Regions from separate parts of the Mus musculus genome. Here region 2 is linked to region 1. The links are chromatin loops, found by intact Hi-C in ENCODE. Cell type or tissue: left cerebral cortex. All regions are shown on one strand. Links, peaks and the distances in the headings refer to the core of each region. The heading gives the core; the rest is flanking DNA. Region 1 overlaps Gm40419 (a long non-coding RNA gene). Region 2 has its middle 130 kb from the start of Gm40418.

Region 1 (17,026 bases), core at 4,001-12,000:
AGTCAGAGACAGAACTATGAACGGTAGGGAATGCCTTTCATTTACTTGCTTGTTCACTTACATGACAAATGTTTTCAAATATTATTTACCAAGTTCTTGGCTTGGCACAAAGAATTCAAAGTGAACATAATCAATATCCACTCCCAGAACACAGAGATAACTGTAACAATAATTACTATTTAAAATGTAATACTAAAAGTAGACTACTATGTACAACCTCAAAGGTGTAGAGAATGGTGCAGAGATATATACCACCAGCCCTTTAAGTAATCACAGCGTAGAAGTTTACGCTGAAACCTACAGAATAAATGGACAAGCTCCAGTCTGAATCATGCACAGAAAGGAAATTCTGCATAAGGAAAGCTGTGTTTGGTGGGGGTTTTACTGTAGTGAATGACAGAATTGAAAGCTGGGAGAGTGAGGAAATCAAGAATGCAATGGAAGTATGTTATTCAAGAAGTTTGGCTGTTTAAACAGATGGTTTCTTCAGATCAATATGGAATCAAAGCAGAATTTCATTTTTCTTTCTTTCATTGAGTTATAATTTACATACAAGAAAATCACTGATGTCAAGTATACAATTATAATAATTTGAAAAATTGCTCTCTCTTTATAACCATCACTTCATCCGAGGTATGAAATATTTCCACTGCCCCAGACAGTTCCCTCACGTCTCATTCAAGTTAACCTTTTAATGAAATCACTCTTCTGATTTTCATCACTGTAGCTTCATTACGTGTGTTCTAGGATTTTATATTAATGGAAGCAGATACTATTTCTATTCTTTTTTTTTTTTGTCTAACTTCTTCTCTTGAGATATGTTTATTTGTGATGTCTATCAGCAGTTTGCTTCATTTTGGTTCTGACAAGCACAGAAACACCTTGGCTGACAAAGGGAATGCCTAGAGATTATAGCCTTAATGTGAAATGTCACAATCAACATATAGTTAGCATGCCTAGTATATTGAGCACCTTAGATTACCAATGTGTTATAGAATATCAGCATAATAGTCCCTGAAAGCCCGAGGCAGGAGGATGTATTGTTTGTGGTCAGTCTGGCCATTTTAGCAAAGCAAACTCTCAAGTCCTTTGCCCCAGTGAAATCTTGTATACTGTACAGTGTTGCTTTACTCTTTGTAAAATTCTGTGGCTAACTGGGGGGCCTAGGTCCACTCTATCATCACACAGTATGCTAGCGCTTGCTAGCCTGGGGTAAATAAGAATTGAAATGTTCAAGTCTTGTTCCTTCTGAACATCATTTTGTAAGGCAAAAGTGGTTAAATTATCAAGATTAAAGTTGAGAGTCACCTGCATTTTTTCAATTTTTATTATTTTATTTCATTTAAATCCCGGTTGCTGCCCCCACCTCTGTCCCCCCCTCCTACACTTCCTTATCCTATTCCTCCTCCCCCATGCCTCCCAGAAAGTGCTCCCCATCACCACCCAGTGTCCCCCTTTCCTGGAGCCTCAAATATCTTGAAGATCATGCACATCTTCTCCCACTAAGGTCTGACCAAGCAGTCCTCGCTATATCTGAGCCAGGGACTCAAACTGGCTCTTGTATGCTCCTGGTTTTTCGCTCACTCTGTGGGAGTTTCCTGGGTTCTGGGTAAGTTGAGATTGCTGGCCTTCCTATAGGGTTGCTCTCCCCTTCAGCTTCTTTAAACCTCCCTCTAATTCAACCATAGGCTTCTCTGACTTCTGCCCAATGGTTGGGTCTAAGTATCTGCTTCTGCCTCAGGCAGCTGCCGGTGGGGTCTTCCAGAGGCAGCCATGCCAGACTCCTGTCTGTAAGCACACCTTATCATCAGTAATATTGTCAGACCTTAGTGCCTTCCCTTGAGATAGATTCCAGGTTGGCTGGTCATTGATCATCTTTCCTTCAGTCTCTTCTCCATTTTTGTCCCTGCAGTTCTTTTAGACAGGAACAGTTCTGGGTCTCTACTGGATGTAGGCTCTTTGAGTTCCCTCTCCGCAATGCTGGACATTTTAGCTAAGGTCACCCCCATTGAGTCCTGAGAGTCTCTCACTTCCTTGGCCTCTGGTTCTTTCTAGAGGTCCCCCTCACCCCACCCCCATTCTCTTGACCCTTTGGGCTTCTTTCCTGCCGCCTACAATCTGATTCTGTTCCCCCTTTCCCCTCCCCTTCCCCTCTACCACTCAGGTCCCTCCCTCCCTCTGCCTCCCATGATTATTTTCTTCCCCCTTCTAAGTGGATTTGAAACATCTTCAATTGGGCCTTTCTACCTTTTACACTTCTTATAGTCTGTATGTTGTATCCCAGGTATTCTGTACTTTTTGGCTAATATCCACTAATCAGTGAGTACATACCATGCATGTCTTTTTGGGTCTGAGTTTCCTCACTCTGGATAATATTTTCTAGTTCCATCCACTTGCCTGCAAAATTCATGTCACTGTTTATAATAACTGAATAGTATTTCACTGTGTAAAGGAACCAAATTTTGTGTATCCATTCTTTAATTGAGGGACATCTGAGTTGTTTCCAGCTTCTGGCTATTACAAATAAGGCTGTTATGAACATGATAGCACAAATGGTCTTGTGGTATGATGGGGCATCTCTTGGGTATATGCCTAAGAGGGATATATCTGGGTCCTCAGGTAGAACTATTTCCATTATTCTGAAAACTTGCCAGATTCATTCCTAGAGTAGCTGTATCAGCCTGCAGTCCCACCAGCAATGGAGGAATGTTGCCACTTGGCCACATCCTTGCCAGTCTGTGCTGTCACTTGATGTTTTTTTTCCCTTGCTTTACCTATTGGTTCTTTTTTGTGTTTCTTCCTCCTCCCTTCTTCAAAGCCATCCTCCCTCTGCCGGCCTCTTCCCATCAAGCTGGACTAATTCAAGAGTTTAGGATGCACCTTCCTAATCTCAAACACTGGAGCATTGAATGTGAGGGTCAGGAAACGCAGATACTGGACTCAAACCCAACATGGTCCATGAGATTCTTCACTTCCATGATTGCCCGCAGAGCCAAACTTTATCATCCAAGGCTCTTCTCTATGTGACAGTCACAGATTTCACATCATAGCCAACCAAAAGTTTTCTAAAGCTTCCAGGAAAGGTGAGTTAAAGCTTCCTAACATGGAGACATTTTTCACTTTCTTTCTTTCTTTTTTTATTTTCTTTTGCATTGTATTACATATTCTTTTTTTATTAGATATTTTTTATTTACATTTCAAGTGCTATCCCCTCTTCTAGTTTCCTCTCCAAAAATCCCCTATTTCCTCCCTGCCTCACCCTGCTCCCCAACCCCCCCACTCCTGTTTCCTGGACCTAGCATTCCCCTATGCTGGGGCACAGAACCTTCACAGGACCAAGGGCCTCTCCTCCCATTGATGCCCAACTAGGCCATCCTCTGCTACATACGCAGCTAGAGCCATGAGTCCCACCGTGTGTTTTCTTTGATTGGTGGTCTAGTCCGAGGGAGCTCTGGGGGTACTGGTACTGGTTGAGTTTTTGATAGTTGCTATTCTGATTGGTGTAAAGTGAAACCTCAGGGTCGTTTTGATTTGCATTTCACTGATTACTAAGGACTTTGAATATTTCTTTAAGTGCTTCTCAGCCATTCAAAATTCTTCTGCTGGGAATTATGTTTAGCTGTGTACCCCACTTTTTTATTGGATTGTTTGGTTTTGGGGAGGTTAACCTATATACTATGTCACTCTTTTTCTTATTTGACTGTTAATACCTATGTTTTTCTTTTTCTTAAACAAGTTTTTATGGATACCATAGGTACTCATTCTAGAACTACTAGGCATATGATTGGTGCATATTTGATGTTACGAGAAAATTCTAATCTGTTTTACTCCCAGGTGGTTGTTATCACTTTGCTTTTCCATCCTCAGAGTTCAGTACCAGGTCCTTCCCAGGAATCAATGCATTTTCACTTTAGTAATTCCAGACCATTAAGGTTCGATTTATATGCAGTACCTTGTAGCTAATTATGTAATCTTTACTTTATGGCCTTAATAGTTTTCTCTATGAATGTGATGAAGAGCCTGTTCAAGAATGTTAACAGCAAAGTTGAGAGTATTTAAATATGAAAATCCAAGAATCATTTGTGGGTTAGAAGTTCAAATATAAATGAGAAAAAATAATGTACCACGGCATATAATGTCTCTTGGGAATATTAGATTAGTAGCTTATTTTTTAAATAATGTTGGGGCTGCAGACACAACCTTACATTACTACTGATAATAAACCTTTGGGAACATTTGGCTTGTGTTTTGTTTGTTTTGTTTTGTTGTGTTTTGTTTTGTTGTGTTGTGTTTTGTTTTGTTTTGTTTTAACTATACATCATCCTTTCCTGATTTGGAAACTGCAAATGATTTTGTATTTGTTCTAAAAGTTAGGGTTGTCCTATTTGTAACAGGTACCATGATACTCAGATGGGTCCAAACTAATGGGGTATAAAAAGCAATGGAAATGAGACTACTTATATTTGTTTAGTGAAGTAAAACTAAGTCAATTTTCTGTGTCAAAACAACTTGCTTATAAAGGCATAGAATAAGGGGTCTAGGCCCAGTGGTAACTCCTCGCCAGTGCAGGCATGAGGACCTAGGTTTGAATCCACCCCCCAGCACTCAGATTTCAGTTCAGGCATAGTGTTGTAGTGCTGTGCACTGTAACCTTGGCAATACAAATGAGGAGGCATAGGATCCTATACTTGCTAACCAGTCAGTCCAACCAAACTGGTAAGCTCCATGTCTTTAAAGTATAAGGAAGAAAGCAATTGAAGAATAAATAAAATATCAACCTTTAGGTCTCCATATTCACATGCGTGGAGTGTGTGTGTGTGTGTGTCTGTGTGCAAGCATGCACACAGACACACACACACAATATATATATATATATATATATATATATATATATATATATATATATATATATATATACACACACACATATGTATACACACACATCCCATATACCACATGTTTATAAAAGCATGAATATATGAAAATATATGTTTTATATGTTTAATGATTAAGACTATAAGAAATATGATAGTTGCCAGTATTTGATAGATGATTGCCCCTTGTTGAAAGGCAAAACACCCAAAATGGTAATCTTGCATTTTAATAACATATATATGTTCCACTTTAAAATAACTGTTTTCTAGTAAACATACGAATATTTATAGGGACTCCTGTCATCTAAGAACATTTGTGTTTTTTTTTTTTAATTCTTTACAGGGTCTTAGTGACAATGTGAATTGTATGTAATACAGTCTACAACTAGTTGATGCATGCAGAGGACAAGGGAAAGGCTTGTCTTTGTTAGAGCTGACTTTTCTGGGAGTGCTGTTTCAGTCAGCTACTTATCCACAGCCCCATCCATGGTCCACTGGTCATGTGTTACTGGTGACCCTTTCGGCTCCCCTGTGGACTGTAAGAAAGTAAAGTTTCATGAGGACAAAGTTCGGCTGCTTTCTCATTCCTTCCGTCTGTTGCAATGATCCTTCTTTAAATCAAATGAATAAAGAAGAGAATTATAGTCTGTATTTTAGGATTGTTAAAGGTTTCTCTGTTTCTGACAGTTTGGCTTTCTTTTGTCATTTTCTCACTTAAATGTTGTAAACTCAGAAAGTGCTAAGCTAAGATGCTTTATGTAGTGTTACACATGCCATAAGACAATATTATTTTACCATGTCAAAGTTGTTTTCACCATTTGGAGCACATCTATCATCAAAACTCAATTAAATGGAGTCTCTCTATCTTCAACTAAAACAAACTGTTTACTTAGATTTTCTCAGTGTTTACTTCACAAGAGGTAAAAGACCCAAATAGTGCAGGAACATAGGTGTCTGGGGATATATCAGGGGTCAAAAAATTTAACCTAAAGAAGCGGGCCATTGAGGGGGGCTGCAACAGGAGACATCCTTTTTCTTTTGCCCAGTAAATGGAGGCATTATAATGTTATTCATACCTCACTGGCATCTGAACAATTCCTCTATTCAACCTGAAAGGGAGAGATGCTCTTTGTTGCAAAGTATTAAATTTGTCTATTGAGCTTAGTGTGTAGGCAGTTTTAAAGGGTAAAACAGGATTGGATAAGGTTTCTTTGTGGAGAGAGAGTTTTGAAACAGTGCTGCAGAAACCCTTCTTGTCTTACTTGTTCTGAAGAAAAACCAAAACTCTGTTTTAGCACTTCAGATCACAAGTCAAATTTATTAAATTATTAGTTGACAAAATTTGTTTTTCATGGGGTTTTGTATTAGGTAAGCAAGTAAGAAATAGAAGATTTGACAATCGACTCAATTGTCTTTGAAATTTTGTAGCTTCAAAATCCTTCCACTGTATTTATAATTTAAACATGTCTTAAAAGCTGGTATGAACAGATTATAGTGATGGCACTTATCTGCTTATGGCCTCAGAATGCATGATGCTATTTTAGCAGGGGTGCGAATTAAATGTCTATTAATCTGCAATCTTTTTCGAATGCAACATTGTCACGTAATTATGACAAGGGCGTTGCTGAGAGCTAGCAGAAGTGCACTTGAATCTCACCTACGTTTGTGCTTGATGTTGTTTGGCAGAAGAAGACAGGAAGCATTCAAGTAGAGCAGAGGGACAGGGGTTCTCTGGAAGAGAAGGAGTATAACACACTGCTTCTCTATCTACGCAGCTCTGATGCCTTCATCATCTCCAAATTTCTAATACTGTTTAAATGAAGTGTAGTGATGATGTGTGTGGTGGATTTTGTTTGTTGTTTTTAATGATCAGATAGAAACTAGGTAAGTCTTTTTGGAATGTTTAGAATGTTGTCATTTCTTCTCCTTTAATCTTATCTTACCAGTATTTTTGTGAAAATATACTTACTGTAAGGGAAATCTTATTTAAAGGGAGTGTTACAGAGTCCAAAATTCTTAACATTGAGCAGCATGTTTTTGCCATGTGTACAGATTTTAAGCTAAAAACAAAACAAAAAATAAGTTCCTTTGTGTTTTAGTGACACCTGCCAAACAGGAAAACTTCTGAGTCTCCCCTCCACCCCTCCCATTCCTGCCAATTTTCCAACACACCAAGGTCTTCAGGCAGGCTCTGCTCACAAACCATATCCAGAAGAGAAGCCATACTCTGACATGATGTTCAAAGCCTTTTGACAAACTTCTCTAAGCCTCCCACCACCACTTTCCTGAGTTAATTGTGTGCAGGCTCCTTCACACCCCCAGCAGAAACTCCCTCTGAGTTGTATTCTTAGCAAATCCCCATATGCATCCTGATGCTTTGAGCACTTCACTGCGTCATCCATACTTTTTTGGTTTGGGTTCATTCTTGGCTTCTCCAGTCCACTTTACCTTTTACCTGCTGTTCCATGGGCTAGGAATTTCCCCCCACCCCCGCTCCTGTCAGCCTCTTGGATAGATGCCAAGGTGCTGACTCACAGTGGGCAGGCACTCTGATGGAAAACTCCTTTTCATGGAAATTTTGAATCCTTTTAAATGTGTTTTAATTTCAAACTTTGTTGGATGGCTGAGAATGTATTACTTTTTCTCCTGCTTCGCAGTATTCTTCTAGGTCAAAAGAAAATTGTTTTTTAAATTATGATTAACATGAAAAAAGAAGTGTACCTTAGTTACATGAAAGTATCAAGAAATTTGTAGACCTCATGATGATGCACATGTTTATCTAATTACATCCTGTCATGTGAGGTCATGAAAGTCCAGTGCTGAGGTCCAATGATATCAAAAGGCAGAACTTAAATAACCTGTGCTAACAATATGTTTTCATGGATTTGTGTCACTTTACAAATATCTTTAAATTGTAATTTTTCCTTCAATAAGATATTTAAATTTGGCACTCTTTCTGTAAAATGACTTTTTTTTGCAAGTAATTTAAGAATATTTTTGTAAAAGGTACAAATGGTTGGGGAAAATAATTAAATATTGGGTATTACAGATAAATAAGAAAGGAAAATTCTTAAGTAAATACTTGTCCAAAAGGTTTCTCCACTTTCTTGCTCACAACAGTTCATGATGGGCAGAGCTCAGCCATGGACTGTTTCATATTGCTCTGGGTTTTCTTGAAAAGGAAGAAACGACAGATGAGGAAATGAAACTCATTAGCTCTTGCACCTATGTAACTCACGTTCATAAACTCAGTTTTTGGCAAATAATAAGCACAATCAACCAAGATCCACTTCTTTTCTGAACTTTTACTCTCAGTGTAGACTTAGAATCCTCTCTAAGCAAGTCAGACAGACAACGTAGTTTTGCATTAATCATATTTTGATGTATTTCAACACCTCTTTGCTCACCAGAAAGCATTTCAGTTAAGCCAGTGATAACTCATAAAGCCACGGTGCATGAAGTTTATACATAAAGTAAGAGCTGATATATCAAAGTGATTCAGGAATGAAGCAGCTTTTTACAAAAAGAAAAGAAAGAAAGATAATAAAAGACATAAAAGCAACAAGTAGAAAAAGATGATATCCACAATGAGGGGAAATCAAACATGGATACTGAAATCTTTTAATCTTTCACATGATTTCAAACAGTGAATATTAACTTCTAATTTTCACAACAGCTGCTATTTGTTGAGTATTTGTCATGCATTGTGATCTCATATTCAGAGCTTCTCACCATAATGATGCAGCGAATAGGTAGGTACCCCTAGTCTCACTCTGTAAGTGAATAATTAGAGCTCTAGGTCATACACACAGACAGTAATAAATGACAGACTTGGACTTGAAACCATATCACTTTTAAATAAAACATGAAGTCTTTATTCTATATCTGTTTAGTATCATTCATGCAAATACTACTACCTTTCAAATAGAGTCTAAATATATTAAAGATGCTCTGTACTCTATCAGACACTAAACAGACTTGGTAGCTCATCTGATCTTCAAAGTAACTACATAGATGTGGACAATGTCATTTACATTTTCCTATGAGAATAGCAAAACCTAGTGTCTTAGTCAGGGTTTCTATTCCTGCACAAACATCATGACCAAGAAGCAAGTTGGAGAGGAAAGGGTTTATTCAGCTTACACTTCCATACTGCTGTTCATCACCAAAGGAAGTCAGGACTGGAACTCAAGCAGGTTAGGAAGCAGGAGCTGATGCAGAGGCCATGGAGGGATGTTCTTTACTGGCTTGCCTCACTTGGCTTGCTCAGCCTGCTCTCTTATAGAACCCAAGACTATCAGCCCAGAGATGGTCCCACCCACAAGGGGCCTTTCCCCCTTGATCACTAATTGAGAAAATGCCTTACAGTTGGATCTCATGGAGGCATTTCCTCAACTGAAGCTCCTTTCTCTGTGATAACTCCAACTGTGCCAAGTTGAAACAAAACTAGCCAGTACACCTTGAAAAGTAATATATTGACCCCAAGATTACTTAGGAAGATCTCAAAGCTGCTTTTGGCATGAGGAGACTGTCTTAATCTGCTACTCTGTTCTGTCTCTAATGATCTTCTTTTCCATAAATATATACCTGTTCTCTGCCTGCATTATTCAGAAAAGGCAGGTAATATGCAGGACAAATAAGTCCAAGAAAAAGTCAGTGTCCTCAACCCAGGATTAACTCTGACATCTCCCAAGTCAAGCTGTGGAGATGAACAACTGTTTTTGTGAAGGACGAGCCACAGGATGTATACAGGAAAGAGTAGTTCTGATTGCTGGCCCAGTAACATTCATACACAGGGCCACAGGGCACAGTCATGTACTCTTGAGTTTGTATGTGTTTGTCAAGATTAGTTCCTGGTGAGTAGAAAAATATATACAAGGCAAGAGTAGCTTTTAAGAGGACTGAATCCTAAAAATATGTGATGGGTTAACTATTTATGAGATTATATTAAAACAGGAAAAATAGATATTAACATAGATTATAGCTGAGTAGAAAATTCAAAACATAAGCTTTCAAAAATACATCTGTTAATTGTGGTATAAGTGTAATTGAGTGTGTGTGTGCACTTTGTAAGGGTGGAGCTCAGTGAGTAGAGTACTTGCCTAGGCCCAAGAGGCCCTGAGTTTAATTTACAGCATGAATGTTAAGTCATATGTGTAATCTTCACCATTCTGAAACTAGAGATCTGATGATTAGAAATTCAATGCCTGCCTGCCTCATATACACAGGAGTTCAAGGCCACCTTAAAAAAATAAAGAGGAAGGAAGGAAGGAAGGAAGGAAGGAAGGAAGGAAGGAAGGAAGGAAGGAAGAAAGGAAGGAAGGAAGGAGGGAAGGAGGGAAGAGGGAGGAGGGAGGGAGGAATGGAGGAAGGAAGGAACAAGTGAAAGGAGGAAGACAGAAAGAAGGGAGGAAGGAAGGAAGGGAGGGAGAGAGAGAGAAGGAGGGTCTCGGGAGGAAGAGAGGAAGGAAGGAAAAATCAAAACAAAGTAAAAAACATTACATGTCTATAATGTTATATAGAACAGGCTAGATGAAAATCAATTGTTCAACAATAGAAAATATTAAATGAGTTAATTATGCACTCTACACATGGTATTTTACATATAAAATGTTGCATGTTGTAAAGGAGAATTTTTAAATCATAAAATAAGTATGCTTAACTGATATTTTGTGAAATATTATTTTTATACCAAAATTATATTTTAATATTTTTATATATAAAAATGATCAAAATAATGAATTCTGTCTTGGTGTAACATGATCCAAGAATCACCAGAGAATGATACCCTAGACTCAAATAGTTTGCAAACCCAAAGAGTGTTTATTCAGCTGAATTTCCTGTCTTCTGGACTCTCCTCCTTCTGGAATGGAGACCCTACCTGGCTGGCAGGCCAAACTGTTATTATCAGATAGGAGAATTCCAGAGAGGGATGTGTGCCCTTTTACTGTGATTGGTTAGTTCTATCTCTAGGGGTCTGACTAATTCTATAATTGATTAGGCTCTTAAGACTTCCCTGGAGGATCACTTATTCATTATAGCCACCTATACTTATTTCATGCCAGATGACAAGGTGTCCTCCCAGCTGTGGTTCACTGATCTCAGATTCCTGGAACTGGGGTCCCACTTTGAGGAAAAAGAAACTTGGCCTAGTCTTCCAAACTGCTAGTTTGCAGCCTGTCAAGGAGTCAGCCTAACTCTGGCTAACTCTGTTCTCTCAATCAGAATAGGACAAACCAAACACACAGTAGAAAAAGAGTCAGAGAGAAGGGACCAGAAACAGAGACCCACTCGCTAACCTATTCAGGAATTCCAAAAAAATACTAGCCTGGAAGCTGTAACATATGCAAAGGACTTAGTGCAGACCCATGCAGGCCCTGTGCATACTGTTGCATAGCTATGATTTCGTTTGTATGTGCTTTGGTCATGATTTGATTTGGAGGACCTTGTTTTCTTGGTATCTTCCATTTCTCTGGCTCGTAACTCTTTCTGTCTTCTTTTCTGCAGGATTCCCTGAACTCTGACAGAAGGCATTTCATGGATAAATCTCATTTGGGGCTCTGTGTTCCAAGGTCTCTCTCCTCTACATGATCTCTTCCTATTAGTCTCTGTTCTCAATTGATGCCAGAGGAATTTTCTATAATGAGAGCTGAGCAAGGCGATAATCAAATGGTCATCCATACAGAAACCTAACCAGGAAGTGTGGGAGCTCACTGACTTTACAAACCATCTAGACCATAAGGAGATTTATAGAATATTTCACCCAAACACAAATTAACACACCTTTCCAGTACTTCATGAAACTTTGTCCAGAATAAAACACATACCCAGACACAAAGCAAGCCTCAAGATCACAAGAAAATTGAAATAACTCTATGCATTCTGTCAGACCACCATGAATGAAAGCTGGGTATCAACAACAGAAACAGAAAGTTTCCAAACTCATGGAAACTGAGCAACTCACTAAAGATGAAAAAAAGGGGGGGGGGGGTTAACACAAAAAGTAAGAAAGTAATTAAATACTTTCTAATATTGAATAAAAATGAATATACAATATAGCCAAATTTATGGGGCACAATAAAGGTAGTACGAAGAAGCAAATTCATAGCATTAAAAGCCTACATTTAAACATCATACTCAGGTTTGTTTGTTTGGTTTTTTTTTTGTTTGTTTGTTTAAGAGAGCCTACATTTTAAAAAAAAATGGAGAAAGTGGAGAAATAGTGGCACACGCCTTTACTCCAAGCATTTGGAAGGAAGAGGCAGGTGGATTTCTGTGAGTTTGAGGCCAGCCTGGTCTACAGAGTGAGTTCCAGGACATTCAAGACTACACAGGGAATCCCTGTCTCAGAAAACCAAACCAAACCAAACAAAACCAAACAAAACAAAACAAGTCCACAACTACAAGAACAAAAGAAATGGAGAGATTTCCTACTAGTAAATTAGAACATTTGAAAGCTCTAGAACAAATAAAAGATATCACATACAGATGGGGTAGAAGTCAAGAAATTTTCAAACTCGGGACTGAAACCAATAAATAGAAACAAAAGACCTAACAAAACCAATCAAAAGCACCACTGCATAGGTTCTTTGAGAAATTCAGTAATATTTACAAACTACTACCCAAATTAATATAATTACAGATGAAAGGGGCCCTAACGACAGATCCAGAGAATCCAGGGAGTCACAAAGACATACTTTAAAAACCTGTACTCAATTGAAATGGAAAATCTTAAAGATGGATAATTTTTTCAATACCTACCACTTAGATAGATAGCTATTGAAAATCTTTTCTACATACTTAATACCTACCACAACAAAGTTAAATCAAGATCAGATAAGCAATTTAAACAGATTTTTTTTTTAGACAGGCTTAGCCTGGCCTCGAACTCAGAGATCCACCTGCCTCTGCCTCCCAAGTGCTGTGATTAAAGGGGTGTACCACCACTGCCCGGCTTAAACAGAATTTTAACCATTAATGAACCAGAAAAAAAGAAAAACAGCTCAGGGCCAGATTGTTTTAGCACAGAATTCTACCAAACTTTTGAAGAAGAGTTAAGGTCAAATATTCCTATTCTACAAAACAGAAATGGAAGTAACGTTGTTCAATAGGGACTCTGATAATCAAACCTCATAAAGACACAACAAAGGAAGAGAATTACAAACAAGATTTCCTATGAACATTGAAATAAAAATTCTGGAATCCAAGAACAGATTAAAAAGATCCTCCACCATGATTAAGTTGCTTCATCACAGAGATCCTTACGAAGTTTTGCCTTGAGCTTGTTGGTTCTCCTGGACTATGAGAATTCTCCCAACTACTCAAGTACTTTTCATGAGAAGGTGGCTCCCTGATTCTGCAGTGTAACTACTGCTTATTCATTGAATATTAAGGCAAAGATCTTCACATCTCCTATTTCAGTGTGAAAGTTGAAACTATTCCAACAACTTTTACTAATATATGAAAAATAGACAATCTGAATTATAATAAAACAAAAATTATGGGACATTTAAAACACTAGGTTAGATTATGTTATTAGTTTAACTGTAATAATTCAACTTGGGTTCAGGTTAAAAAACAAATTTAGAGATTAACTTACAAAAAATTAATAAAGATCCAAGCCTACTGACACAATTTTTAAATCCAGTCACCCAGAAAGTAGAGACATGAAAATCAGGAGTCTGAGGTCAGCTAGCCTTGACTATATTGGGAGTTAAGGCAGCAAAGAAGAATTTCTAAAGAAAAAAGTTTATAAAAATCCCAAAATATTAAATTAAACAAAGTATAAGTGAATAAAATGATTTAAATTACCGTATCAATTGTTTGCTTGTGTAGATGCTGTCAGAATATTTCAAAGTGTTTGGGAATAGCTTTTTTTTTTTAACTTTATTTATTTTACAGTTTTATTCACATTTCCTAGCCTGGTAGCCCTTTCATCATAGATCTGTGAGAGACTGGTTTTGATGTAATTAAAAAAAAAAAAAACAAGCAGAGCTGTTATTTTTCATTACAGACAAAAGAAATTCTCAATTGATTTTCAAAATCAGATCATTAAAAAGAAACCAATTAAAAATACATTGCTTGTATGTAGAGAAGTATCTTTATATAATCCAAAATCAGATATATCCTATAGATAACAAATTATAGTAAGAGCTATACAAATTTATATATGGCTGTTAATATATGTAAATTGATGTATGCATAAATATGCATGTAGATGTGCATATAGAGAGCTATATATTTTTATGGTTTAACATTAGATACCCGTCATTTTTGCTTTCCTGGAAAATTTTTCCAATATAAAAATGCATTATTTGAACATAAGTAAAATACAGGGTATCTAGTACTCTGAAAACCAATTATCCTGGGAAAAACCATTCAACTGTCTTTTGTGAGCAATGCCATAGAAAAACTATCACCCTATAGAAACAGCCCATCATTATACCACTATAGAAAATGTACTTGTTAGGATGCATATTTACAAAATATAAAAATATCACAATCTGGCAGCTTTCTTTGGGTATCAGAGAAAAAGAAGAAAAAGGTCTTTGTCCTGTGTGACCAGCCACGTATTCTAATCTCCTAGACCATATCTTTCTTTAATGGGAAGGTGAAATGAGAGCATTGTCCTTGTTACTTAGTAAAATAGACAGAACAAAGAGAGCACAGATAATAGCCCTGAGTATCAACATTTATGTTTGAACAGAAAGCTTTGAGGCAGGCTGTGATTTTGATACACTGTGCAAAGTGACTTGTTTTCTGTTGTGAATAACTGAAGTAATAAACAGAGTGTTCCTGCTGACTCTGAGAGCGGTGCTACCTTCTCGCTTGGTTGTAAAAAAAGCGCGTCAGTTACGAACGCACTCCGCTCATATGTGTTTGCTAACTCGGTTCCATGGATGCTGCTGCCTGGAATGATCACTTTGAATTGAAATATGTTTAACTGCAGTTAAAGTTTTAAAACAGCAGTGTTTTTCAGGCAAGGTGAACACATGACAACAGTAATTCCGCAGTTGTAAATTTCTTAAGTTAATAGTTGTATGTTAAAACAGCATCAAGCACCAGCCCAACTTTAGTATTTTTGCATTAAACATGAACTAGGTTATAATTTCGACATATGACATCTCATTTCAAAAATTATTTTTTCATAGGCAGTTATTTATACTCTGAAACATTTTAATTTCTTGAATTAAAGGATGCAATGTAGGTAAAGATATTCCTATATTTTCAAGTTCTCTTTTGATTGGTAAGGGACAGTGCAGGCCCATCTGTTTTGCAGCAAAGAAAGCCCCAAACCATCTGTGTAGAGCCACATGCCAGCTAAAACACAGGGATATGCACAGTTTTTTTGTTATGAAAAATTTTGCAGAATTTTTTCTGTATTAGTGTGAATAAATTAGCAACAACTAAATTAAAGAAATCTTTGGAGAACATATTAACTTTCTAGTGCCTACACTAAATTATATCTATTTAGAATTTATGGAGCTGGTATTGTCCCCATATGAATTTTTCCTTACTGTTTTGAATTTTATACTGAAAATTCATCACTGTCTACAAGTAAACAGCTTCATTGTTAATAACGTAAGGTGATTTTTGTAAAACTGATTTTGATTGGGCAATTCGTTAGTGTTCGAATTTTAATAATTCTTGGGAGATATTCATAGTAATATAGTTAAAAATCTATATACATTGCACTATTTTCACAATATCTAGTAAATGTGACTACATTATGACATATTCTAAAAAATACTTTTGGCTTTTTTTTTTCAGTAACTCTGATAAACTATTTTTGGATTCAGCCAGAGTAATTTGAATCAATTGCTGTCTTTTTGGGAGCAAATAAGCATATTGAGTGATAAATTTAACATTAATCATTTTTCATAATTATATGGTTCTGAACAATTATATTAATATACTTAAAGTGCCTCTAGCTTGAAAATACATTATAGCGCATCCAATAATGGGCTTTTTGCCTAAGCAAAGTTACCATCTGAGCCCCTTTTTCCAAAAAATCAGAGAATCATATACAGGCTGATAATCTTTCCAAACATTTGAAATATCAAATTTTATGATCTTCTAGAAAGTCTTTTATCTTCAGTCTACATTAGTTTGTGTATGATTGCTATTTGATGCGTTAGGAAATTGCAAACAGAAGAGCCATGTGAACGCATATTAGCTCCTAACACAGAGTAAGTACCGATGAGATATGTTACTCTCCGGGGGAGACCTTTTCTGCTACGTTTTACATTGGTGTTGAAAATGCTTATTATCTGTTTAAAAAACATTAAAAGCTTTAAATTCAAGCAGCTCGTTTTTCATTTTGTTAATTGCATAACATACTAATGCTGTACTAGGTTGTTTTTTTCAGGGGTATAATGATGCAACAATATTTACATACCAACTCTGGTTTTCCTTTAATGGTTTCTATAACAAGATCATAATTTCCTTTAGTGTAATCACTGGCAGATTTATTTGGCGTCCCATTTTCCCTCTGCTCTGGCTTTGGGGCCTGGGAGAGAGAGCATATTACTGCCTTTCCCTGTACCATTAAGAACACTGTGTGATTGCTAGAGCCCTATGCTACAGTCATGTTTAGAAAGCTTCTAAATTCGGTGTCAGTGAAAATCAATCGATTCCTATAAACTCTGCCCCTCCCCCCCAAATTAACAAATTTGCTTAGCCATCACAATTTGCAGTAGGGACTTGACTATATGACATGGGAGGGGGGAGGGAAATAACACCGAAGAATGTCAGTTACTTCATAAGAAAATTTCCTAAAAGGATGATCGAGCTGTTAGAGGTATGGGGTGTTGTTTGTTTTTGTTTTGTTTTTACACAGTACACTATTAATCTAAATGTTGATGCTAAAAACTGTGGCTCTAACACAGAATACTACACTTCTGTCTGAGAAGTCCTGCTGTCCTGCCGGCTCCCATCACAATAAAAACCCTCTTTGGGCTCTACGCACATCACCCAGCATTGTGAACTCATATTCTGAGTTGTTCATTTCCCCACAAAAAACATTGATAAAGTGTTAGGTAGGGCTTCTCTGGCTACTTTGCTCAACATACATGCCTTGGGAGCAGATGAAAACATTGTAATACAACATTCCGAATTTAGTCCCATTTGTCCTGCATAGAGAAACAGGATTA
Region 2 (17,026 bases), core at 5,691-13,690, 83 kb before region 1:
GTGTTCTGTAATGCAAATGATGTCACCAATAGGAGGAAATGGAAGCCTACAGAATGGGAAAAGATTTTTGCCAGCTTCACAACAAATAGAGGTCTATATAAAGAATTCAAGTAATTAGATATAAAAACAAATAATCTGATTGAAAAATGGGGCACAGATATATACAGAGAATTCTTATCAAAGGAATTTCAAATTGCTGAGAAACACATCAAGAAATGTTCAACATCCTTAGCCATCAGGGAAATCCAAATCAAAACTGCTTAAAGATTGCATTGCACACCTGTCAGAATGGCTAAGAATAATAATACAAGTGATAGCTCATGTGACAAGGATATGGACCAAGGAGAAAGCTCCTCGATTGCTGGTGGGTGTGAAAACTTGTATAGCCACTTTGGCAGTCAACATGGAAGTTCTTCAGAAATTGGAAATTGGTCTACCTCAAGAACTAGCTATACCAGTTCTGGGCATATACCTGAAGGATGCTCCATCCTACCACAAGGACACTTGCTCAACTATGTTCATAGAAGCTTTAATTATAAAAACAATAAACTGGAAACAATCTTGATTTCTCTCCACTGAAGAACGTATAATGGAAATGTGAGACATTTACACAATGTAGTATTATTCAGCTATTATATGTGGTTTTAATAGTAGTCATTCTGACTGGGGTAAGATGAAACTTCAAAATAACTTAACTAAGAAGTATGAACATTTTTCTTAATATTTATTTTTAAATCATGACATTTTTTATCATAAACCCTGGTAAACATATTTTCTTGGACATTTCTCTATACTTCTGAAATTAAACAGATGTCTCCTCAGCATTGTGAAAATATATATCCACGAATGGACTGGTCTCTTCTAAGATTACAATGTAGAACTACACACCAGGAGAAATATTAGTTCAAGTGTCATTCTCAATTCATAGAAATCTCCACACTTGAACATAAAAGACTGATATCACCATCCAAGCACTTTTTTCACTGCTTTTAAAAGTAGTGAAATATATGCCACAATATGTCTCACTCTAAAGTTGAACATTCTGTTCTATGACTGTAATGACATCATTCTGGCTCTCACAGAAGAATTTTGCTTAGGAAATCCAGCAAGAGAGCAAAATTAACAGGAAGCATCACCTTTACACAGCGATTAAAGAATGTTAACATCTCCTGAACTCCATGACAGTCTCCTGATGAAAGCATATATGTCACTATAAAGATCCAACAATGTGCAAACACATCTTAAGAGCAGCTGTTAAACTGTGGTCACTGCTATGGAAGTTTTGGCAGTGCTGAGAACAAAGGATTTAGCTACCTACAGAGCCAAACTACAACAGAAATTATGTAGAAAAGATACTCGTGGCAGGATAAAACTTAAGAGACTTTGATGACAAGGTACAGAGGGGGCTCTGTTCCATCTATATTTTCCAGATAATTCAGATTATTTAATTACCTAATGTTAATGTTTTTATTAAAAATCCAAATAATGTGGTGATTATTCTAGTATGAAATAGAGGTATATGACCTTGGTCCTCCCTGAGGCCTGATCTTGAAAAGAAGCATTATAAAAACTGCAATGATAGCTGGAAGAATGATTTTGTTCCCAAGCTCCCCCATGTACCACTTAACTGCTAAGATATAGATCTGTTTGCTAATTACTGACAACAGTAGAAAATGAATTAAACTTACTCATAAGGACAGCCAAAGATATATGGATAATTCTATTTCTAGAAAGGATTTTAACATGTTTAATATATACAGATATAAATAGTATTTTCTTTGTCATGAGTAGTCTGAAGGGGTTTCCCTTTTGAAAATGTTCATGGAGCTTTATAGATAGGAGCAAAAATAGTTTTGTAATATATATCTGTGAAAATATAAGACAAAATTATCTACACAAAGTTATTCTGAAAGGATAAACCTTGATCAAAGGATAGGAGATGTAAGTATAACTATCTTAAGCATTGTTAGCTATCTTAGTTACTCTCCTGTTGCTATGACAAAATACCATGACAACAAACACAATTCAAGAAAGAAGGGATTTAGGTTGGTTGACATTTCTTAGAGGACACAGTTCATCATGGGAGACACATAAGGCAAAAGGAGCAATAGGCTTGCTGATCCTCTTGTTGCCAAAATCGAAAAGTTGAACAAATATGAAGGAGGATTTAGCTATAAAGCCATTATTGGTGACCCACTTTCCCCAGGAGGTTCCACCTCCTAAAAGTTCCACAACCTTCCCAAGCAGCACCACTAACTGGGGACCAAGTATTCATATAGGGGAGGGAGCATCCCATTCAAATCTCAGTTGTAGTTTATCAGCATGACCATCAAATTGAACATGAAATAAACTTACTACGCTAATCCTATCTGCTTTCCCTTCATTCTAACAGAACACACACACACACACACACACACACACACACACACACACACACACAGAGAGAGAGAGAGAGAGAGAGAGAGAGAGAGAGAGAGAGAGAGAGAGAGAGAACTAAGAATTTTGTTCTCGTGGAAAAATGTGAAATTACCTTTATCCTTGTGGAAAGTTCTTTAAGTCATTGGTGTCTATAAAAATAAATAAATCCATGTTTATAACAGAGGCTTAAGAGGGCTTTGCTCCATGCCTCCTTCATAACAACACTCCTTATAACTAGGGGAGTTTAGGCTTTTTGAAATACACAAGTGTCTAACAAATAGAAAGATAGATCATTTTTTTAGAGGAAAATTTAACCTCACATCTATGCAAATTCCAACCAGCTTAGTTCTTAGGATTTTGTTTTGCTTTGTTTTGTTTGTTTTTCTTTTTCCTCAAATCAAGGCAGAATGAATTTGGAGGAAAAAGTAAAAGTACTATTAACAATAAAAGGCTAGGGAGGGAGAGGGGTGGGGAAGGGAAGAAGGGAGGCAGGATCAGGAATGGAAAGAGACAGGTGAGGAGAGAAGTATGGAGGGTTAGGAAAATAAATAGAAATATGTAGCAGGAGGGGGCAGGGAAACACTAGAAAGTCCTAGACACCAGGGGAGCAAGAACCCAACAGGGATGACATTATCCCAAATATATAACAAAGGGGAGGCAGAACCTGTAGAGGCCATATTCAGAAGGTAGACATGACCCCCCCCCCCCGAGTTGATGGATGGAGCCAGCTACCCATATCAAAAATATTAACCAAGAATTGTTCCTGTCTAATGGGAATGAGGGGACAAAAATGGAGCAGAGACCGAAGCAAAGGCCATCTAGAGACCACCCTACCTTGAGATCCATCCTATCTGCAGACACCAAATCCAGACACTATTGCTGATATGAAGAAGTGCTTACTGATAGGAGCCTGATATAGCTGTCCTCTGAGAGACTCTGCCAGAGCGTGACCAGTATGGATGTGTATAGATGCAGCCTGAGGACCCCAATGGAGGAGTTAGGGGAAAGACTGGAGGAGCTGATACGTTTTGAAACGCCATAGGAAGAAGAACAATATCAACCAACCAGACTCCCCCAGAGCTCCCAGGGACTAAACCACCAATCAAAGAGTACATATGGAGAGGGATCCATGGCTCCAGTTGCATATGTAGCAGAGAATTGCTTTATCTGGAATTAATGGAAGGGGAGTCCATTGGTCTTGTGGAGGATTGATAACCCAGCATAGGGAAATGTTAGGGCAAGGAGGCAGAATTGGGTGGGTGGGTAGGGGAGCACTCTCATAGAAGCAGGGGAAGTGGAGATAGGGGTTTGTAGAGGGGAAACTGGGAAGGGGGATATCATTTGAAATCTAAATAAATATAATAAAAAATTTAAAATAACACTGATACTACTAATAAAGAGGAAACAAAAGAAAGAAGTATAGATAGAAACAGGTTAATGTAGTCAGAAATCAAATGAATTACTTCTCAGCCTTTTGGCTAAGATCAAGTGTAGAGGTCAAATGAAAGAGGTTATACATTGACAAACAAGACAAGGGAACCAAATGGTTGGACCTGGAGGGCATCATCCTGAGTGAGGTAACACAATCACAAAAGAACTCAAATAATATGTATTCACTGATAAGTGGATATTAGCCTAGAAACTTAGTATATCCGAGATATAAGATACAATTTGCAAAGCACATGAAACTGAAGAAGAACGAAGACCAAAGTGTGGACACTTTGCCCCTTCTTAGAATTGGAAACAATCACCCATGGAAGGAGTTACAGAGACAAAGTTTGAAGCTGAGACAAAAGGATGGACCACCAAGAGACTGCCATATCCAGGGATCCATCCCATAATTAGCCTCCAAACAATGACACCATTGCATACACTAGCAAGCGTTTGTTGCAAGGACCGTAATATAGCTGTCTCTTGTGAGACTAGGCCGGGGCCTAGCAAACACAGAAGTGGATGCTCACAGTAAGCTATTGGATGGGTCACAGGGCCCCCAATGGAGGAGCTAGAGAAAGTATCCAAGGAGCTAAAGAGATCTGCAACCCTGTAGGTGCAACATTATGAACTAACCAGTACCCCGGAGCTCTTGACTCTAGCTGCATATGTATCAAAAGATGGCCTAGTTGGCCATCACTGGAAAGAGAGGCCCACTGGACAGGCAAACTTTATATGCCCCAGTACAGGGGAACGCCAGGGCCAAAAAATGGGAATGGGTGGGTAGGAGAGTGGGGGGGTGGGGTGGGGGAGACTTTTGGGATAGCATTGGAAATGTAATTGAGGAAAATACGTAATAAAAAATATTCAATAGTTTGAAATATATTAAACATATTTTAATACATTAACTTATAATAGTTATTTTAAATAAAGAAACAATTCTCATCAACATCTTTTAAGCATGCTATCAATTAATGCAGTTTGTAAAGGGGTATATATCAGGCAATTCTCTGTGGGCTTATGGATGAAAAATTCTCCTAGTACTAATATTTATACTAACAAACAAAAATATTGGTGAAATGAAATAACAGCATTCTGTAATAAATTCCACAATAAACGTACACAAAACAACCAAGTATTATGTACATTCAGTAGAACACAACACATAACCAATAAACATCTCCTATAAAACCAAAGCAGACCTCACCCAAAACGAAAGATTATATAACTAAATGAACTTTTTTACTGTTATAGCACAGAAAAGTAGTGGTTGATTTTTGGTATGAAGTTTTTTTATTTACAACATGTTTATATAATAGAATTTAAAATAATCTTTTAAAACTTAGACATAAGTATGATTAAGTTATGAAAATTTAACATCACATTCTGATATACAAGAAGACAGAATATTTACATATTAGTCTGGACATGGGATATACGAAAATAAGAGTTGTGTCTCCTTAGAAATGTTTCGAAAAGAAAGATAGAGCTAGCATTTAAAAATTCATGAACAATGGAAAAAGAAAGAATCTTATTAAAGTATTCATTCACAAATTACAAAGAAATTTTACATAAAATTTGATAAATTGTATCCCAGTAAGATGTTTGGGATGCCTATACAAAGGTGTTAACTTTTATGCCCTATAATGATATTGTGAAATGTTCTAATAGTATTTATTCTTGAGAAGTCTGTACATACTGTATGACTATCTGACAACATATGTGTTCAGTGCTCACAGAGGCTGGAAGAAAGTCTCAGGTTCTAGTGAGCCAGAGTTACAGACTGTTGTGAACTTCCTGATGCACATACTGGAAACCGAAGTTGGGTTCTCTGGAACAGCATCAGAACTCCTCATTACTGAGTTATGCCTTTAATCCTTCCTCAACCTGAGATTTATCCAAAAATATTACTCAGAATATGCTCACCATATTAAAAATTCTTATATTTGAGAATCTTTTTTTAATCGTCTTTTTTTCAATATTTAAAAAAAAATTATCCTTAATCTTTTCTTTTTTTTAACAGTCCAGGTCATTATCCTGGAATTGGGGGGTGGGGCGGATTTTGCCCTCCAACACTTTCTCACTCTATTCCTCTCTATTCCTCCCCCCCCCCCCCCCCCGTCTCCAAGAAGATGTCCCCATCCTCCAAAACACACAGCAACAGTCCTTCCCACTCCCTGGGGGTCTCAAGTCTCTTGCCTTGAGGTACATCTTTTCTCACTGTGGCCAGACCAGGCAGTCCTCTGCTATCTACGTGGCAGGGGTCCTCAGACCAGCTATCTTATCCTGCCTGGTTGGTTATTCAGTCTCTAAGAGATCTCAGTGTCCAGGTTTGTGAAGACTGCTGGTTTTCCTATTGGGTCTCCCTCCCCCTCAACATCTTCCAGACTTTTCCTAATTCAACCAAAGGGGTCCCCAACTTCAGTCCATTGCTTGAGTGTATCTGCTTCTGTCTCAGTCAGCTGCTTGTTGGGTCTCTAGGAGGACAACCATGCTAGGCTCCTGTTTTTAAGCACACTATAAATTCAGTAAGACTGATGCCTTAGAGCCTCACCTTGAGCTGGGTCCCAATTTGTGCCAGTCACTGGACCTCCTTTTCTTCAGTCTCTTCTCCATTTTTGTCCCTGCAGTTCTTTCAGACAGGAACAATTCTGGGTCAGAGTTTTTGACTGTTGGATGGCCAGCCCATCCCTCTACTTGTTGTCCTGTCATTCTATTGAAGGTGGACTCTACAAGTTCCCTCTCCCCACTGTAAAGTACTTGATCCTAGTCCCTCCCTTTGATTCCAGAGAGTCTCTCACCTTCCAGGACTCTGGTACATTTTAGAGGGATTCCCCCACCTCCTACCTCCTGAGATTGCCTGTTTCCATTCTTTCTGCTGGCCTTCAGGGCTTCAGCCCTCTCCTCCCCAACACCTGATCAGGTTCTCCCCTTCTCTTCCCTGTTCCCTCTCCCACTGAGGTCCCTCCCTCCCTCTGCCCCCTGTGACTGTTTTTTTTTTCCTCCCTCCCAATTGAGGCATCCTCACTTGAGTCCTTCAGCTTGTTAACCTTCTTGAGATCTGTGAATTACATTCTGGGTGTTCTGTACTGTTTTGGGTAAGATCCATTTATCAGTGAGTACATACCATGCATGTCCTTTTAGGTCTGAGACACCTCAATCAGGATTATATTTTCTAATTCCATTCATTTGCCTGCAAAACTCATGATATCCTCATTCTTAATGACTGAATAATATTTCATTACATGAATGAACAACACTTTCTGTATTCTTCCATTAGTGACTATTTTGCTTAGAACTTAGTACTTCTTTGTTTCCTCAGTATAAATGATCTTTCAATTGACCATAAAGATACCTTGCTTTACAACTTGTTCTCTGAATAGATGAATTCTTTCATTTATCTTAGTGAGCTTTTACTCTTCCTCAGGACTGTAGAGACACCACTTTTTCTTCCCTGATGCCTCTGGGTACTAGTCTTTATCTTAAAATTTTCCTTCTTAAATACATAACTTCTAACCTTCTTTATGAGGCTTTATTTTGGGAAATTTTCAGTCTATTGCAAATCAATGACTTTCTTTTCTATTATTAGATATTTTCAATTACATTTCAAATGCTATCCCCTTTCCTAGTTTCCTCTCTGAAAGTCCCCTATACCCTCCCCTAATCCTGCTCCCCAACCCACCCACTCCTGCTTCCTGGCCCTGGAATTCCACTGTACTGGGGCATATAATCTTCACAAGACCAAGGGCCTCTCCTCCCATTGATGGCCCACTAGACCATCCTCTGTTACATTTGCAACTAGAGACACAAGCTCTGTGGAAGGGGGGTGCGGGGTACCGGTTATACTTTCTTACATTCATCTATTCTACATGGGCTCATGGGGTTCAATGCAAATAGTCTGTAGTCTATATGCCATACAATAAATCAGTTGTTTATCAAGTTTGACTTTGGAGAATTTTTTATTTTATTGCATTTTTTGCACGTGAGTGACATACAACAATTGTTCTCCTTTTCAACTAAACTCTTTAATGTGTCTCATTATTATTTCTTATATGGTTAATAATTTATTTCAGCCTAATCTATACATAGAATCTATCACTGACAGTGGTTTGTTACAAGATATTTAAGAATGGAGGAACAGTTAGATGCCCAATTTATGCAAAATTAAAGAACAAGGTAATGGTTTTTCTTGAGGTAATCCAGCTATTGCACATAAGACCTAAGAATAAAGAGGTGTGACCTTTCTCTTCAAAATTAAATTTTACTGGCTTTCAGAATCTTTCATTCTCTTGACTATTGGAGAATTTTCTTTTATATAAATTGAATATATTTCCATTTAGTTGCTTCTGTACCTAAGGACTTTACATGTGCTTAAATATGTGATAATTTTAAGATAACTCAATAAGTTAATTTCTGTGGAGGTCTCTATAATACTGTGCTTCTATTAATTGATTGATTCATTCATCTGAATTCATACACTTTGTAAATGCCAAGGATATTTTCTACCTTGGATCCCAGACTGTTTCTCTTCTATTTTTCATTGCTTTGTTATGTTTTCAGGCCACTTATAATGTTTTAAAATTAAGTTGCATTCAAAATAATTAAATTTTGTCAACTTTTTTACTAAACATAAGATAAGAAATACATATTTTTGCATAATAGGAAAGAAAAATATTTTATTTGCTCTTTGTTCTTAGGGTGTATTTTATAGCTTTGTTATCAAGTACTGGGAAAGTGCAACATTCTACTAGTGATATATACCGCTATAAGAAGTTGGTATGTTTTGCTTCCAGAAAAGGTTATGCATAAGTATCGCTATTTCAGAAGAAAATATAGGTCCTACATAATATATTTTCTCTTGTTTTCAAATCTCCTTTTTGGTTTGACAGTTTAATGCTCTAATCTGAGTTTTCCTCCCTCATCTCCCTCTCTTCCCCTTCGACTTTCCTTCTCAAGTGCTCGCCCACTTACATGTCTACCTTTTGCCTCTTTAGACAGAGAATAATTTCAATATTTCTTCATAAGATTTTTAATTTGCAAAGGCTTCTCCTTCCCATCTTTTTGCTGTTACAATGTTAATTGGCTTTATTTTCAGTTCTAGACCTAATACTTTATGTCATAAAATAGAATAAATGTCCTCCATCTTCCTTTCTTTAGATGAGGTGAATTACACTGAATGGCCAGCTACTCTATGATAGATTCCTTCAAAAATCTTATCTCCCCTTAATATACTGATATTAGATGAAACTATCAGTGAGTTATTGAGACACACTCCCTGCTCTGTACACTGCAAACTAAAGCTGAATTGGGCACTTAAGAAAACCGCATTAACTCTTCCAGGCCACCAGGGTACCATTTAAGGCCCTCTTGTAACATTTTCTTTAAATCAGGTTATCATGATGTCATTTAATCATTTTAGAGCTCTGAAATAGATATTTATGAGACGGCTTTCTAGTAGGCTGAAAGAATTAGTGTGGGTATCCAAAGTCTATGATCCCCTCCAAACCCAAAGCATAAACTTTTTTCAGCAGCCCTGTGATTCCTGATCTTACGTGTCATTCTCAGGAAGAACGTACAACATTTGGCAAAGGAGATGCAATCATTTGAATTCTACCACTGAGATTATTCAAAATTATTTTCTATGAAGTTATCCTTATATTTTCATTACTTCATTCTTGTTTTTAATGTCAAGCTGCAGAAGAAGTATAGCTTATTTGCTAGTTGCCTATTCCTACCAAATGATGCCCTTCTAAGGGAAATTGTGTATAATTATAGAAACATGTAGATAGATGTTTTCTTTAGAAACAATCCAGAACAAAGATGGAGTGTTAGGTAGAACACTTCTCAGACTCTCTTTCCCTGAGGAGGAATAACCATGCTTCTAAATATCTCCATTTATTTTCTACATGGAGACAAATTTTCCTTTCACATATCTTCCTAAATGTGGTAGTATTCAGCAATAATATCATCTAGCTGGTCTTTACCACCAAGTAAAAAACTTTCTCTATAACTAGGTAAAAATTTTTCACCTAATCTTTCAAGATCCGCAAAATTGTTAGAATCCAGTATTTTTAGCTCTTAGTATAACCTACAGGAGATGTGTGGGAAACTGTTTACATTGTCACTTTCTATGACACTCTAATGAGGTGAGTATTGTCAAAATTGAAAAAGAAAAGGACATAAAAGAAAATATTTTGTGCATTAGAACAAAATCCTATTTTCAAAAAAAAATCTTCCAAATCTACATTTACATTTCTATTATGGCCTAATTTTAAGAAATTCAAATTCCAGATATGCATTGATTCATAAATCCTGTATAGATCTTTATATAATGTAAGGAATGAGATTATACCTTGTGATGTCATGCTGCTGTAGCTGACAGATATATCCATTGTAGTTATCCTCACAACACTGTTCAGTATTCCCTATGTCTAAAACAAGGTAATAAAAATGGGAATAAGCAATATTTTAGGTGAGGGGAAGCAAAGCCATTCAGTTTTTATGATTAAAGCCAATTTCAGCTTTAATTTGCTTTATGCTCACGATTGGCTTCAGTATTTTTATTAGCTTCTGTGTATAAAAGCATGCTTACATCTCCCATCTTCATCTACAAGTAAGATAGCATCATTTAGGATCCAAACTCCATTCAAAATGCCATGCTAACTATAAAAATGGGTTTGTTTGCACTTATATACTTAGCTCCTTATTCAGGCCATTGTGTGTTTTACACATCTCATAACCGAGATCTATATTCTGTGTGCTTGCAGCAGTCTTAAGTGGGTTTGTCTCTGCGCCAGATTTATCTTCGCATTTCCCATTATAGCCTCAAAGAACTGTATTAAGGAAGCCTTTCTTCTCAGTTCCTGCTTGTGATTGCTAACATATCAAATTTATTCCTTCATAATCCAGATCATTTTCCAGCAGCTTTGAGGCCTGCATGGAGTAGTCTGTTACAGAGCTCATAGTAACCCTACACTGACGGACCAAAAAGCCCCTCGACTGTCACTTTATGTCATTAACAATTTTCTAAAGCCATTACAGATGGGATGGACTGATTAGAACTGAGGAGGGAGGATCTTTTTTCCCAGCCAGAAGTATCCCCTGAGACTTTCACGCCGTGTGAAGTTTCTAGTGATTAATGGGAGAAAAATAAGGCTGCCTGTCCAACAGTTGCCATAGACTTTACTTGAAAAAGGGCTTATTTATATTTGGTGGTCTCTCTGGATAACTAAACATGAACTAGCTAGCATAAAATACAGATAGAAGAATAGCTAGCAAATGATGCAGTCCATATTAGTTTTCTGCTCTAAGGTTGGATATTTTTTTTCTCTCCTCACTTTCATGTAGCTATTATAATTTAATGTCAGCGCTGTTGCCAGATGAAAGTGTTTATCTTGCCCTGGCCTTTTCCCTCCACTTCTGCTGTTTTATTTCTGTAAATGAAAGCTACAGCTGGAATATTGTTTTACTGCAAATCTCACACCAGCACTGTCAGTTGTGATGTGACACCAGAGATTCTTATCTGTAGGTTGGGCTGGAATTATTAAACATTCTCACATTGTGCAAAGTGTTGGGGATGAACAGCAGTGCAGTGAGGTGCATCCAACACTTCTGTCTTTCCCACCTGATCCTTGAAATATGACTCCGTTAAAGGGCTTATGTTCACTTTCCATAGCTTTATAGGGAGAAGTGACAGTGCTCAAGAAGTAACGTGAACTGAAAATTAGAGTAACTTTCCATCCTTCCATCTTAATGCATGCTCTAAAGAGCAAATCATAATGGTAGGCACTGTTAGAAAGGAAAATATTTGACTATTTATGACAAAGAACAGTGGGAGTTTTATGGAAAAAATACTAACAGAGTAACTATATTAAAAACTTTACTTTTTATTATTCTCAAAAAACACTTATGTCTATGGTTCTAAAACAAACTATTCTGTTAAATTAAGATAATTCTCATGAAAACATGCCTTCCCCAAATTATTTTAATGCATGCATAATTATATAGTACCATCTTACCAAATATTTAGCAAGATTCTGGATTTTCATATTCAAAGAAGTCTCACAATATGAGTCATCTGACACTCATGGACCTTACAAAGAAATATTTCCACACACTAAGTAGTGTAGTACAGTTTGAAGATTTGGAGACTGAACACAGGAAATTTGGTGATTTGTCCAGGAGGTCTCTGTTGGATTTTGTTACTTAAGTGGTCCTGAATTTCAATTTTGACAAAACTTTTAATAATTTTTTGGATGCTTTATTTCAGATACACATGAAAGGTCTTTGCTGTTTACATTCACCGCTTCAAAATTAGTCTGGTACTCTACACAAAGTTGTTTCTCAAGGGTATATACAGAGATTCAGCTATTGAACTATATTTATGCTACAACAGTTTTTCTAGGAAGAATAAGATCACTTCCTGAATCCTTGTTAGGTACCAGGAAGAAGGTATAAAGTATTTATTAAAGCATTGTGTTTAATTATGTCACAAGAATCAGTTAAGTTACTCTTCTTAAAACTATCTATGAGCTTTATAGATATAATGCAGAATGACTAGTTATAGTTCAATGTCAAATGAACAATGAATTATATTTTCAGTATTGAAAGACCCCAAATATTACAATACTGTTTTTAATTGGATATTTCAATACAATTTGTCTTTTGCACTCTTGTTTGATGAATTTAGTGGACCTAATCAAAATTCAGTTGAGAAATGATGAAGAATATATGGAAATAATTGGTTGATAAAGTCTAAGGATGTTTAAACCACTGATAGCATAAAGGTGGGGCGTAGAGTTACTAGGAACTAGGCTTGAACCACTTTGATGTATTACGTCAGCCTTTTTCATTGTGCATTGTATGTTGTCTTTACAAAACTCACTACAGGCTTTAGTTACTGAAAAACTTGCTGTGTATTTCAAAGTTTTATATTTAAAACAAACAAACAAACAAACAAAAAGGAACTAGAGAAGGAACGATTTACTGGATTCCCTGCTGTCAGACTAAAACATGCCAAAGGAGAGCAGTAACTAGCCAAGACCAGGCCAATCATTAATATCTGTAGACTATCAGCATTAAACAGGATACATATAAAAATATAGTCACTCCACAAAAAGAAAGTGAGTAGAATCACACTGAGTAACAGAAAAGGAGAGTTCTTGAAAAAGGAACCAAGATGGTATGGGCTGAAAGAAATTAATAGTAGGCAACTAATACAATGTTTGTCCTAGACAAAGTACTACAGTTCAAGTCAAAGATGGCTTTTGTACAAAGATTATACTATGATCCTAAAGAGTACAGTGGAGTAGATATCCAGACATCTTAGAAGACCTAAGCAATGGGAAGGAAGAACATTTGACTCCACTTTCTGAAGTGCTGCTATTTAACTTTCTTATGGAAGTTTTCTTCTGTTTCTGTAGATTGCTCCTCTTTTCATTTTTTGATCCAAAAATGATCACAGGTACAAAGAGACAAATGGAGCAGCTGGAGATTAGGGGCCCATTTACAAAAGGTCAGGCTAAGAGAGGTACAAAGGGGTATGTATTTCAATTTTTACTTCAAAATAAAAATGCTGCTATTATTTGTTTTACTTATTTCCATGCCCTAAGCAGAAGTATATGCATTCATATCCTCCTACTTTCTTTTAAAATTAACTGTATACATTTGAAAACAGTCTCAGAGTATCAAATAACTTAATTGTACTGATCCACAGCTTTAGAGTAACCTATAGATCATTGAAGTATACAGTCTCAGTGGTCACATCCCACTAAACCCTTTAAACAAGGACATCATTCATATACTGAGCTTTTAAGATAATATTTACAGGTCTGCTCAAAAGAGAAAGTTAGAATTGAGATAGTTTTTCATATTGACTCATAGAATGTGATGTCTTTGTAGCATTGACAAATTTTAAATTTAAAATGTGGAGATATAAGGTGGTGGTCAGAAGGAAATTGTTTCAAGCTTTCACATTCTTTTGGCCTGACCTGTAACAGCATCTGTTCTTGTCTCCTTTATTATTATTCTTTGGTAATACTAGGACATCACTGAAGCACATGAACTTCCTATGACCTATATAGTAGACCCAAACAGTTAGCTAATGGTTATTCAATCATTCCTATGGGGTGATGTATGGCAGTAAACCAGAGTATCAGAACCCTTCTTGTTTATTTTATATCATCTTCCATGTATGCTTTTGCTTCTAATGCCTGAAATTGTATGTCTGTATGCCTGAAAATTTTTTCATTTGTCCAATGAGAAAAGAAATGATGGATTGAAACATGTCTCTATATGCTAGTCATGCTATGCAGAAGTAAGATGGTGTTATTCACCCTTGCATCTGGATCCGTGGATGCATGCTACAGCCCTTCTCACCTATGGCTCAAAAGGACAGTGCTTCATAAGATGCATTTTTTAGACTAACTTGAATAATACAAACAGTAGGTAAAGTAAGGCTCAGAAGTGGGTATGATCATTTAGGAACATATAGAGAATGAAAAAAAAAAAGACAATGAAGTTAAAATGTTGTACCTGTAGATAATGGGAATCTGGAGTCTTATCAGCGGCAACAAAAGAAAACGAAGAGAAACTGCAAGCAAGACAGTTAAAGAATTGATAGACAATAAGGAGGAAATAATAACGACAGTACCTGTGTACTGTAAAGCATCATCTGGATGTGTCAAGCAAGAGCTCACCATGCCATTGCCAAGAGCAATTTCAACAGAGAGAAAGTGAACCAGAGCACAGCATGTATTTTAAGAGTTTTCTCAAACCTTAAAAAAATGAGCATAAACAGCTTTCTAAAAAGCTATGGAAAATCCAAATAAATGCTGTCATTTTGCACATTTGTCTATAAGCTGGAAATTTTATGTGATTAAGAATAATTTTCATTGAAAAAAAAAGCCTGATTAAGATGCCATAAAACTCTATTGATGGCTATATCAGTGATGATGAGAACTCCTCCTCCTCTTCCTCTTCCTTCTTATCCTACTCTTGGACTTATTTTAGTTATGTCTGAATAGGTAATTATTTTAATTTTTTATATCTAATGAAGTTAATTTTAAACTGCCTATATATTCAACACACAAAAAATAAAAAATGAATAACTACATACAAAAACTTTCCTCCTTTTCTCAAAAACATTTATTAAGATGTTAAAATTTTTCAGAATTTCACACACACACACAAAATCACTATTTAGAGTGTATGTTTTATAGTGACAGTGGAACAAGGTGCATCAACAGACTCTGATGTTTCTCTCTTAATAAAGATGATGAATAAATAAAAACACATAATCCATGTTGACAGGAGTTTCTATCATTCAATTATTGTTGAGAGCATTTAATTTACCCCATTTGGATTGATTTAATACTTATCTGAGTTTAATTATATTTGCTATACACCTACTTCTGAAGATGTCTTTTCCAAAGTTCACAGAAACAAGTTGATAATCTGATTCCCACAGTAACAATGATAAAAACTGCATGTTACATCTTCTTCTAAGAGGGCTATATGCCTGAGATCTAGACTATGGACATTTATTTTAAAATGATGAATATTAGTTATGGAGAATGGTGATAGCATTGGTAACTTTTAGAGGTAGCCACATTCCTATACGAGTAGCATCAATAGGAATCATTTGCCAGAAAAATGAAATATTATATAATAACTTCTATTAAAGTGTCATGAATACACAAGATGTGGATTTCTGTGATGTGTAGTTTAGACATGTATTTATATGTTTATTGCTCAAGATTTCCAGGGAACTTTTATAGCAGGCTGAGTGCTGGAAACAGCATGGCTCCTATTTGTCTTTGATCTTCTGAGAACCCTCGGTTTCCTTAATTATGGCAACTATTGATTGGGTTAGGTATTTGTCATAGATCATGATTTGGTTTTAGGTATTTAGTTTTTAGATTATGGAAGTTCCTCTCAGAACTAAGTATAGAACTCTCACATTACCAGTTACCACTACTCCTCAACATAGGAATGGCCAAATATGTGATATATATATAACGTGGAGTCCCATTCATACACAAGGAAGAATAAAATCTTATTGCTTTTAGGGGACTGGATGAATGGGAGGCATTGTATTCAGGGAAGCAAACTCTGATTGGTAATTTTTTCACATTCCCATTATTTGTGGATCTTAGATTTTATAGGGATGCATAAACTCGTTTAGACACATGACACACTAAAAGTGAGTCTGTGCATCATGAATGCAACTGTGAGAGGGAGGAGAGAGCAGGAAAGAGAGAAAGGAGATATGAGTATGTCCAAACTACATAAGATACTTGGATAAACCTGTTTTTAGCAAATTTGTCACCATACACAGTTGATATTTAGATTAAAATCAAACCTTGGAATAAATGTAAAACAAAACCACAAAACAAAAATTAAAGATGACAAATTTTTAAAAATTCCATCAGTGCTCTTCTTATATGTGAGGACATTTCAAAGAACATGGTGGAAGCACAAATTAAAAAGGCTCTTCAATATGGTTCAGGCTACAACATCCAATTAGCATTTCTAGGTCCATGATTTCATTGAGATGAGTGGCACCATAAGGCAGCTCATGAACATGACAACAAAGTAATTTACCTTTGTCAGATATCTGATTTCAGTTTAAGTGTTCACTTGGCTTAATAAATCTAAGTGCCACTTAAAATGAGCACTTCACTTCACATCTTTCTTCTCTACAGTATACTGGTCGTTCTGTTTTACAGCACAGGTCAATGTGGGTGTTTATTTGAATTTTCCCACTCTGTGGGAATCCTAGTTTTCAAGCTCATAAAATAGATACATAACATTGCATTTTCATAGGTCATTTCCTCACTAAATAATATACCAAAAATTTACATTCAGACCTTAATTTGTTGTTGCTGATGCAAACCACACACACACACACACACACACACACACACACACACACACACACACACACCCTGTCTTTTAAACTTTTAGAATACTGTTTTTTTCTAATATTGTTGTCCAGACATTGATAATTAATATGATTTTTATAAGGAATAGAAATGTTAGTAATTTAATTTTAAGTCAAACTTGAACATTAATATGTTAGTAGTGATTTGAATTATAATAGCCTGACAATATTAGAGCATCATCGCTCACAGAGAATGAGTACGAATTACATCACATAATTTTTTTCTTTTCATTC

The links. Hi-C counts contacts between places; a loop is a spot of excess contacts. Peaks named below come from ENCODE experiments on the same cell type or tissue, not always from the same donor. Only the 100,000 strongest peaks of a DNase experiment are listed, where the experiment ranks them.
Region 2: a loop joins it to region 1, with 2.7 times the contacts of the local background. A loop is called at or near these places in 2 of 42 quality-filtered maps.

The regions. Positions count from the first base shown.
Region 1 is chr12:50,066,614-50,083,639 of GRCm38, forward strand. All of the region lies in intron 2 of Gm40419 (a long non-coding RNA gene), which reads right to left. Among named protein-coding and RNA genes, the nearest start is that of Gm40418, 45 kb to the right of the region's middle. In left cerebral cortex, for the core only: no CTCF peak of the experiment used is centred there; a DNase peak (open chromatin) is centred at 7,252; H3K27ac peaks cover 1,126 bases.
Region 2 is chr12:49,982,079-49,999,104 of GRCm38, forward strand. No RefSeq gene overlaps it. Among named protein-coding and RNA genes, the nearest start is that of Gm40418, 130 kb to the right of the region's middle. In left cerebral cortex, for the core only: a CTCF peak has its summit at 9,197; a DNase peak (open chromatin) is centred at 10,635; H3K27ac peaks cover 857 bases.